2 separate regions of the Homo sapiens genome follow, and region 2 is linked to region 1. The links are chromatin loops, found by intact Hi-C in ENCODE. Cell type or tissue: psoas muscle. All regions are shown on one strand. Links, peaks and the distances in the headings refer to the core of each region. The heading gives the core; the rest is flanking DNA. Region 1 overlaps TCF7L1 (transcription factor 7 like 1). Region 2 overlaps TCF7L1 (transcription factor 7 like 1).

Evidence for each region. Hi-C counts contacts between places; a loop is a spot of excess contacts. Peaks named below come from ENCODE experiments on the same cell type or tissue, not always from the same donor. Only the 100,000 strongest peaks of a DNase experiment are listed, where the experiment ranks them.
Region 2: it touches region 1 in a loop (1.8-fold over the local background); 92 of 110 quality-filtered maps call a loop at or near these places.

What each region holds. Positions count from the first base shown.
Region 1 is chr2:85,145,367-85,150,744 of GRCh38, forward strand. All of the region lies in intron 3 of TCF7L1 (transcription factor 7 like 1), which reads left to right. Among named protein-coding and RNA genes, the nearest start is that of TCF7L1, 15 kb to the left of the region's middle. In psoas muscle, for the core only: no CTCF peak of the experiment used is centred there; no DNase peak of the experiment used is centred there.
Region 2 is chr2:85,271,483-85,276,860 of GRCh38, forward strand. The region is part of intron 3 of TCF7L1 (transcription factor 7 like 1); the gene reads left to right. Among named protein-coding and RNA genes, the nearest start is that of TGOLN2, 54 kb to the right of the region's middle. In psoas muscle, for the core only: no CTCF peak of the experiment used is centred there; a DNase peak (open chromatin) is centred at 3,069; H3K4me3 peaks cover 624 bases; H3K27ac peaks cover 550 bases.

The DNA.
Region 1 (5,378 bases), core at 125-5,124:
TAAGGAACAGATGGATCTCATTGATAATGAGGAAGAAAAATGAAGTAGGAATGAGTGGTATGAAAAGCAGATCAATTTACAAGTCCAGATTTGTTGGCAGTAGTGCTTTCTGATGTTTGGGACTACACTCCCCTCTGTAAATTCCAAAAAAGGATATGTCAGGGTCATTAAACTCAGCCGGATTTGCAAGACATACCTTCTAGAGGTGGTTGGGTGTTAGTCCCTGAGATTCTTATCAAGGACCCTGCGGGAGTGTCCTCTAGCCCTCTGAGCTAGGTGGAACCATCCCGCCCACCCAACAGGTGAGGAGCACAAGCTCAGGGCAGTTGTTGACCTGCCCAAGGGCAAACAATTAGGAGTGATGGAAACAGGACTAGGGTCCAGCTGCACTCTACAGTGGTAAAGCTTCATCTTCTACCACTCAGGGAAGTACACAGCCAGCAGTGCTCCGGAGATGATGCACATCTTTTTGCTATGTTTTTATTTTATTTTATTTTATTTTATTTTTTGTTTATTTAAAAAAAAATAGAGACAGGGTCTCACTATGTTGCCCAGGCTGGTCTCGAATGCCTGGGCTCAAGTGATCCTTCCACCTCGACCTCCCAAAGTGCTGGGATTACAGGCATGAGCCACTGAGCCCAGCTGAGATGATGCACCTTGAAATACTTCTTTATCTAAAACCTAACACCTGACTCATAATAAGCGATTCACTTGTTGATTGTTGACAACATGAATATTTAAACATCAATATTAAAAAATAGCCCCATAAGCACCTTTAGTGTTCCAGGGCACTATATCACGCTGTTCTAACTCTTCCTACACTGAATTCTTGTGCATCTGATATTATCACCTCGATTTTATCCTTGAGGAAGCCAAGACTTTGACAGTAAACCAGAGGCCCAGAGTCACCTCCCCAGAAGGTGATAGAGCCAGCATTCCAGCTGTGGGGGATTCTGGTTCCACTGGGCTGCAATTTCCCTCCACTGAAAATTGAGAGCCAAATTGACGTGACAATGCATGAAAATGCCATTTGGGGCAAGATTCAAAGAAATGGTGTGTAGAAGTAAAAGATGAGTAACATCCCTCAGCATATATTCTTTTCAGTGGCATTTCTTTTCTTTTCTTTCTTTCTTTTTTTTTTTTTTTTTTTTTGAGATGGAGTTTCGCTCTTGTTGCCCAGGCTGGAGTGCAATGGCACGATCTCGGCTCACTGCAACCTCCGTCTCCTGGGTTCAAGCGATTCTCCTGCCTCAGCCTCCTGAGTAGCTGGGACTACAGGCGCCTGCCACCACGCCTGGCTAATTTTTTTGTATTTTTAGTAGAGACGAGATTTCACTGTGTTAGCCAGGATGGTCTTGATGTTCTGACCTCAGGTGATCTGCCTGCGTCGGCCTCCCAAAGTGCTGGGATCATAGGTGTGAGCCACTGTGCCTGGCTTCAGTGGCATTTCTATCCCTTTCACTTAGGAGGCATTTTTAGTACCTGACGTAGAATCAGAGCCTTAATAGCTGGTTGATTTACAGTCTCAGAGGTGGTGTTAATTGCTATCTTAATCTTTCTTTGCTTTTCTGCACTGTGCAGCTCTATTGATTCTGTTTTTCCCAATCTCCAAATTCCCTTGTGTTTTTCTTATGATATTTTGAGGTGGTACACTTGGTTCCTTAAATATCATAGGTGAGATGTTAACAGTTCTAGGTGGAGATACACGGGCAATCAATCTATTCACCCAACTTCTCTGTATGTTTGGAAAAGTTCGGAATTAAAAACCCAGGATAAATAAACTAAGGCCTATTTCTTCAGCCACATTCAAAGTCCCTGTAGTCTCACATCTGGAAACCCTGCAGTCTGCCTAGGCCGTGTCCTCCACCTCAGGCCAAGGTTGCAGCAGGTCCTTATTCTCTTGTCCATGATGAAGCTTTTCGTGGGGGGTCCGGGTAGCAAAATACTCTCACCCTGTCCTCACTCTGTGGAATCTTCCATACAACCCGAACTAGGGATTGCTTGTGTGTCCCCCTCCCACCTGTCACTCTTTCCCCACCCCTCCCCACGTGATGCTGTGGGAACCCAAACCCCAGCACCTCCTAGATGAGGGCAGTGGTAGGGCGCTAGGTGGAGATGGGGAGAGGAGGAAAGACAGGGAGGGGACTCCTGGCTCTTGGGGTCCAAGGGGATTCCAGAGAAAGTGAGGGAGGGGAGCCCCAGTCCCAGAGATTGAGGAGGACAGGATCTTGGTGGTCCCAGCTGGGCCAGGGGCCCCAGGACCCTAGCATTAAGGTGTAGCCCCTGTGCCACTTGTGGATGAAGCTGCCCTTGGGGATCCACTCACTGGCAGACGTGGTGGTGTCTGGGTGTTAAATCTATACACCATATGTAATAATGGTGGGCATCTGTTTGGTGCCTTAGTTTGTTGCCTCGCTCATACTCCTGACCAGCCCCACATCCTCGTGCATGTGTGGGTGTAACTTTACATTGGATATACAGATGCGACTGGACTTTAAATGGGCTTACATCTGGATAAACCCATCGTAAAGTCAAAAAAATATTAAGTTGGACCATCATAGGTTAGGGACTGTCTGTAGTTTTTACTTATTAATTATGTTATTGACTTAAACTATGTTCTGGGTGGGATGCATAGAGGAGAGTTACCATGGGAGGGTAAGAGTATAGTAGGAGTATTAGAGTGCATGAGCTGAAAACACTTTGCTTTCTACTTTACAACATAAGCTTTTTTTGTTATAAAATCCTTGTTAGGGAGAGTGAGACGCTGGTGCTGAAGCTTTGGAGTGGAAAATGGGTCATCTTCACAAGGGTGTTCCCAGATGATGCAAAGGAGAGTTAATGCAGGAAGGGGCTGGGATGGGGAGAGTCTGTGGAGTCTGAGACAGCCCTTTAATAAGCAGTTCCTTGGACCTTGCATGGAAAGAGAGGAGAGGAACTTGTGTGGAAAGAAAGAAGCCCAAGGCTTGAGGGATGGAGAATATTCTACTAACAGGCCACCCCTTGTCCCTCCAGGTGGCAGTGTGTCTAGGGGGGTCTGGAACTTGGGTTTTGACCAGGGTTTGCAGAGCACTGAATCCCAGCCGCGTCATGAGTTGGCTGTGTCCCTATGCCCCAGGGCCCCCCTCAGGGAGAATGGGGATAATGATAGTCATAATGATAAATGGGGACAGATAATGCTTTGAGAAGCACTGAAGTAACATTTTGTCTGAATGGACTGTGTTTTAAAATCAGGAGTTGTTCGAGGCTGAAATGAAATATCAGCATCATAGAATCTCCAGGATATAAAAAGAAATTAGAAATGTTACCAAAATAATATACAGTATTATCACAACTTTATTAAGATGTTTAGTAGCCAAATATTTTAACCAGCATCTTAACAAGTGGATCTTTTCTTACAGTATTTAATTTTTTTTTTTTTTTTTTTTGAGACGGAGTTTTGCTCTTTTGTCCGGGCTGAAGTGAAGTGGCGCGATCTTGGCTCACTGCAACCTCTGCCCCCCCAGGTTCAAGCGATTCTCTCTCCTGCCTCAGCCTCCTGAGTAGATGGAATTATAGGCGCCTGCCACCACACCCAGCTAATTTTTGTATTTTTAGTAGAGATGGGGTTTCACCATGTTGGCCAGGCTGGTCTTGAACTCCTGACCTCAGGTGATCCACCCGCCTTGGCCTCCCAAAGTGCTAGGATTACAGGTGTCAGCCACCGCGCCCAGCCCTTAAAATTTTTTTTATAGGAAATGACTAAATGGAGTCAGGGGAGAGGCCAGAAATGCATAAACAAAAGCAATTAGTATTTAGTGCGGGTTTTGAATTTACATGGTTGTCAATTCCCTTTGCAAAAACTTAACAAATTACTTTAACATAATTGCCAGTTTGTGTGAGTTCTTGATCAAATAGCTATCAACAAGATAATGTGCATATATATGTGTGTATATGTGTATATATGTATATACACATATACACATATGTGTGTATATGTGTATACACACACACACTAACTTTATAAATAAGTTGAAATTTATATGTAGGATATATGTAAGCAGTATAGTATATAAATATAAATTACATTTTAACTTTTAATTTTATAATAATTTCAGTCACAGAAAATATACAAAAATAGCACAAATAATTCCCTTGTACTTTCCCCTAAATTTGCCTTCTTTCTGTAACTTTTTTTTTTGAGATAGAGTCTGGCTGCAACGCCCAGGCTGGAGTCAGTGGCGCCATCTCAGCTCACTGCAGCCTCCGCCTCCCGGGTTCACGCCATTCTCCCACCTCAGCCTCCCAAGTAGCTGTGATTACAGGCACCTGTCATTACACCTGGCTAATTTTTGTGTTTTTAGTAGAGACAGGGTTTCACTATGTTGGCCAGGCTGGTCTCAAACTCCTGACCTCAAGTGATCTGCCTGCCTCAGCCTCCCAAAGTGCTGGGATTACAGGCGTGAGCCACCGCGCCCGGCTCTGTAACTTTTTTCTGAGCCATTTGCAAGTAAGTTGCAGGCGTAATGTCCCTTTACTTAAGGGGGCATAATTTGTTAGATTGCATCTCTGATACTATAGAGCATATTTGTGACTCTAAATAAGATGAAGGGACAAGATACGTTCTAAAAACAAGGACATTCGCCAAAGTGTAATTACTGAAATCGGGAAATTAACATAGAGACAGTACAATTGTCTCATCTATGGAACTTATTAAGATTTTGCCAGTTGTCTTACTGATAGATGTCTTTTGTAGAAGAGGAAAACATTTTTACTTTTATTTATTCATTTTTTTTGGCTTTAGGATGAGTTCAACATCACATCTTATGCTTAATTGTCTCTTAGTCTCCTTTAGTCTGGAAGTTCTTCGGCCTGTCTCTCATGTTCTTGACTCTTTTTTTTTTTTTTTGAGACGGAGTCTCGCTCTGTCGCCCGGGCTGGAGTGCAGTGAAGCGATCTCAGCTCACTGCAACCTCCACCTCCCGGGTTCACGCCGTTCTCCTGCCTCAGCCTCCTGAGTAGCTGAGACTACAGGCGCCCGCCACCACGCCTGGCTAATTATTTGTATTTTAGTAGAGACGGGATTTCACCGTGTTAGACAGGATGGTCTCGATCTCCTGACCTCGTGATCCACCCGCCTTGGCCTCCCAAAGTGCTGGTATTACAGGCGTGAGCCACCGCGCCCGGCCATGTTCTTGACTCTTTAAAGATTACAGGCCATTTATTTTGCAGAAGAACCTTGACTTTTTTTTTTTTTTCTGGTGTTTCTTCATGAGTAGCTTTAGGTTGTACATTTTGGGCAGGAAAGATAGGGTGTTCTTATTGTATCTCCTCAGGAACGTTATCTATTTTTCCCATTATAGGTGATACTAATTTTGTTTTCTTGGTTAAAATCATGTGTT
Region 2 (5,378 bases), core at 245-5,244, 130 kb after region 1:
AGATAATTCATATGGAATGCTTTAAAAAGTAAAACAACTGTAGAAGTATATCCTGCCTGCAGGACCCAGCACAGATGCCACCTCCTCTATGAAGTTTTCAGTTGTAACACGATAATTCTTGCCCATTGCCATCCCTGTCTTATCTGAACCTGTCATTTATAGGCTTATAGTCTAGTTATTTATGTACTTTAAAAATCTCTCCTGTGGTATATCATGCATATAAACAGCCACCTTTTATATGAGATACTCACTAAACTTTGATGGAGGGCTCTGTACAGAGCTGTCACTGCATCTTGATCATCTGGTAGGCAGTCCTGTAAGAATGAGTAGCCTCCTGCTAGCTTTAAACAGCACAGTTTTATGTTTTAGAAAGATATTTCTAGAGGTAAGTGAAGGGTAGACTGGAAGAGATGAACTGAGAACAGGAGCACTGATGACTCAATGGAGAGAGGATTTGGGATCCCTTCATTTCTGTCAACTACCCTATTCTTGGACAACAGACATTTTGTCAATGTGAGGCAAAGCAACCTGCCGATGTGGTTTGCAGCCCACTACCACCCCTTTCAAACCGGGTTGCCCCCCACCCCCGCTGCCTTCCTCCTGGGTGAGAACCTGCAGGAGCTCAAGCAAACCCAGAAGGCTGCTGCAGGGGCTCCTCCTCGGAATAGGGTTCAAAAAATGTCCAGAAGCCATATAATTGGGTGGCCCAGAGCAGGTTAGGGAGGTAACTAAAGTCATTAAAGTGGATTTTGAGGTTTCTGGTTAGGTACACTGAAGGCACAGGATTGAAAATAATTCATCTGGGGTTACTTTTAATAGCTTTGCTTACTGTTGCTATGATATAAGACATACTGATTGTAAAAATTTCAAGTGAAGAAGAAAAATATGAAAAAGGAACTAATAAAATTGCCTGAAATGTTAAAAATCCAGCGATAACATTTGGGTGACTATGCTTCCAGATTATTTAATTGGCTTTTCTCACTGAACAGTTTGTCCAGCACACTTTATTCAGGTCAATAAATGTGGATGACCGGGCGTGGTAGCTCAAAGCTATAATCCCAAGCACTTTGGGAGGCTAAGGCGAAAGGATCACTTAAGGCCAAGAGTTTCAGACCAGCCTGGGCAACATAGTGAGACCCTGTCTCTACCAAAAAAAAAAAAAATTAGCCGGGTGGTGTGGTGCTTGCCTGTAGTCCCAGCTATGCAGGAGGCTGATGTGGGAGGATTGCTTGATTCCATGAAGTCAAGGCTGCAGTGAGCTACAGTCGTGCCACTGCACTCCAGCCTGGCTGACAGGGCAAGACCCTATCAATCAATCCATTAACCAGTATATCAATCAATCAATCAATAAAAAAATCACCCAAAAGGCATGCAGAACCTGCAGCCACAGGGCAGGAGCGGGGAGAGGCTTCCCCAGAGCTGCCCATGTCATGTGGCAGTTCAAAAGCCAGTTGCCTTTATTTTCTTCCTAAAGTCATCCATGGCCTTGCAAAGACAGGAGAGTGTCTACAGAGACAGTGGAGGGAGTGGAACAGAAGCCAGCCTTCTGGGGGCTGAGAAGTACCTGGGAGGCGGGGAGGGCATGTAAGCAGCCTGTGTACATGCGGGGAAGGGAAAGGGGGAGAACCAGAAGGGGCAGCTGCCCACCAGCAGCTTCCTGGGCTCTCCTCCCACCTCCTCCTCACTCACAACAGCGCACAGACTCAGCCTCAGCTCCTTCTCTCTGGCCTCTTCCACCTGAGTGAAGATCAAGTGCAGGAGAGGTTGCACAGGCTGTGCCAGCTGCAAGGAACCCACAGACCCCTCCTGTGTTTCACCTGCAGTGACTCCATATTCGTCCTCCCCCATCCCCGCCATCCAGCAGATTATGTGCCCCACTTCCTCTGTGCCACACACATCTTTTTTCCCTCCTTCAAATCATCACCCATACAGAGGACAATTCGCAGCCTCACTCATTATAAGAGTAATGGAAACTCCAGTGAGGGACTTTTTTACCTGTCAGTTTGGCAAAGTTTAAACAGTTTGATAACCTTGTATGGGCAAGGGTGTGGGGAAATAAGCCCTCTCCCAGGTTGCTGTTAGCAGTGTCAACTGGGAGAAATTTAATAACACTCCTCAGAACTTAAGTGTGCATATCTTTGACCTAGTGATTCCCCTCACAGCTGGAAATGTGTCCTCCCACTATAGACATACATGGGCGACACGGTGAGTGTTCAAGGGTGTTCACTGCAGCAGAAGCCTGGGAAACACCTCCATGTCTGTGAGCATGGGCCCCTTGAGTCGGTTATGGCACCTCCTGTAACCCAGGAGGAGGCAGCTCTGTGGGGATGGCTATGGGACCAGCCCTACTATGCCGGCGAATGGAGTGGGGGCAGAGTGGCGTGGGTGGGTATGGGCAGGCCAGAGAACAGGCTGCAGGCTGTGAAGGAGAAAGGCATTTGCTCTTTCAGCCCAGTCTGAGCTCCTGGTCAGAGGCCAGCAGGTGGACTCTGCATCCTGTGGGGGCCAGGGCAGATGTTCTCACCTGAGGGCCTGAGGGGAGGGAAGCGTGTCAGTAGATTCCCAGGCACACAGCGACAGGGGAGAGACAGAGGGAGGGGCCCAGCAGGGTTCACCTCAGGGAAAGGAGGACTGGGCCTCCAAAGCCAGTTTCCACGAAGACACTTCCTGCAGCACATTGGTGGCTGGGCAGTGAGCATAGACACTGCACAGACACTGCCCAGGCCCAGCAAACCCAAGGTCACAGCCGATGGGAGAGGCAGCTTGCGACTCAGCAGGCCCAGCGCTCCAGGCTGCAGAAATGCGGACTCGAAAGCAAGTTGAACTTTGACATTGTTTGAAAGCCTAGGGCTCTGTCCCGGGGTCCCCCTGGTCAGGGCCACCACAGAATGGCTGTGCCTAGTGCTCTGGGAGCAGAGTTTTCCCTCCTCCAGAGCATGCAGCTGTCGGGGGACATACCTAGCCAAGTGTCCGGCTCTCCATCAAGACCTCAAGCAGGCCCACGTCAGCTGAGAACCATGTGTGTCTCAGCTTTCCAGCCATCCCAGCAAGTCAGGACACATCTGAGACCACCCCTCCAACCCAGCTCTTGCCCACGGTCATTGGTGTGCCTGAGCCAGCTGGCACCCAGCCAATTGGTAGCATCTCTTCCGCGCTGAGCCTTCAGTGACTCATCGTGGTACCTTGAAATCAGCGGGAGTGTTTACACCATGAATACCAGCAAATGCTTTGGTTTTTCACTTTGTTTTTTGCTTAGAGAGCCAGTTGTTAGGCATTTACCAACACACCACCGAACCAGACCTGTCTCCCCAGGTAAAGCGCAGGTCACAGGCTCCTAGAATACCAATAACTTACACATTTAGTGACTGAACACAGATTTCTTACAAGCTCCCCGCATGCCCCACACTCTGCCTGGTCCTCTCCAGTGTGAGAGGACACTCACACTTGAGTGTGACAGCCACACGTGAGATAATCACTCTGCCAGGCAGTAGGTGTTCTTATTCCTATTTTACATGTGGAAACCAGAGGTTCTGAAAGGTGATGTACACAGGCACACAGCTTGTAAGTGGGGTTCAGCTAGGACCCCTGATTCCGTATTTGTTGAACACCTCAACACGGTCGGCACTCCCAGTGCCCTCTGTGTTTAGACAAACAGCTGAATTTGATTTTTCCTTCCAAAGGAGACCATCTAGTCCAGGCCCCTGCTTCAGGCTGATGAAGTAAAATATTCCCATTTTAAAGATGAGACGATGGAGTCCAGAAAGGTTAGAAAGAGCCTGGAACCCTGATCTCTTGCCTCCTGTGCTCTAAAACGAAAGCTTGGCTTCTGCGGGGGAGCCAGTTTTTAAAAACAAACCTTAGGTCAAATCTAGGAGGCAAAATTGCCAGGTTCTTTGGAATGCGAGGGGAAGAGAATAGTTTTGAGATCATCCACAAAAGAAAGAATCATTTGGGGAAAGCAGAGGAAAGAGGTGTTTATGGTGAAACTGACACCTAATTGACACACTCTTACTTTTGAGTTTACTATTCAGTTATGAAATGCTTTTGGAGCCCCTCTGCTACCAGTGCATGGGCTTTAAAGCCATTTGTTGACTAAATGCTGTGACAGGTGCTAGAGAGAGCAAAGTCACTTCATTGGTTTAAGACCAGTGTAGGCCAGGTGCGGTGGCTCACCCCTGTAATGCCAGCAGAATTGGGAGGTGAAGGCGGGCAGATCACTTGAGCTCAGGAGTTCGAGACCAGCCAGGGCAACATGGTGAAATCCTGTCTCTACCAAAACTACAATAAATTAGCCAGGCATGGTGGCACATGCCTGTGGTCCCAGCTACTTGAGAGGCTGAGATGGGAGGATTGCCTGAGCCCAGGAGGTGGAGGTTGCAGTGATCTATGATTGCGCCACTGCACTCCAGCCTGGACGACAGAGTGAGACTCCATCTCAAAAAAAAAAAAAAAAAATACCTCAAGAAAGAATCTAACCTACCCTCAGGTAAAACAAAAAATGTGTTTGGGATTTAGTGCCATCCACAAAGTTAAGCAAAGGCATAAATGACTCATTCTTAAGAAAGAAGGGATAAGAGTGTAAAACTTCTTTTATACTTTTGCCCCTGGAACTCTTTGTCTAATCCATCTTGTTTGGGAACAAGTTCTTTACACTTTCGTTTTCTCTTACCGACTGCTGAAAACTAAAAATGTTTTCCCAATTGGGAAAGCTTTTCTGTCTCCCTATTCCTGAGTTCATTGCTCAGTGTCAGTGTATTTTCAAACTTAGATCCATTTGTGAACTTTAGTACAGAAGATAGAAACAGGTCTCCAAGAACTGGCCAAGTTGGGCATCCCAGCCTCCATGCTACATTTACGTATTCTCGGCAGACTAAGCCAGTTACTGTGAGAAGCAGGCGTTGCCCATGAGTGAAATGGGCTCCTGTGTGGCGGCTTCCCACCACAGTGACAATGACATTATTCAAAATGCTCTCCTTGTCCTCTTAGAAGCTCTATGTAACAGGAACCTATACTATAACCGTATTATAAATGAAAAATGTGAAGAAGCGATCCGTGTCTCCCCGTCTCCATTCTGCCACAGTTGCAGTCGTTTCTTTCCTGGACTACGGCAAATCCTACCAGAGTCAGCCTTCTAAACACCAGTCACATCTCTCCCCTGCTCTAAAGGCTTCAGGCAGAGGCTGTTCAACCCCTCGTTACAGATGTGGAAACTGGGCCTAAGCTCACGGCATTAATACAGCATGGGACAGGGTTTCAACACATCATGATTGCCGGGTTCTGGGTGAGGAATTGAGGTGCAGCATGACCCTTGAGGAGCTTACCGTCCCAAGGGCAGACAGAGTGTGCAAATGGGGAGGAGTAGCCTGGTGAGTGCTATG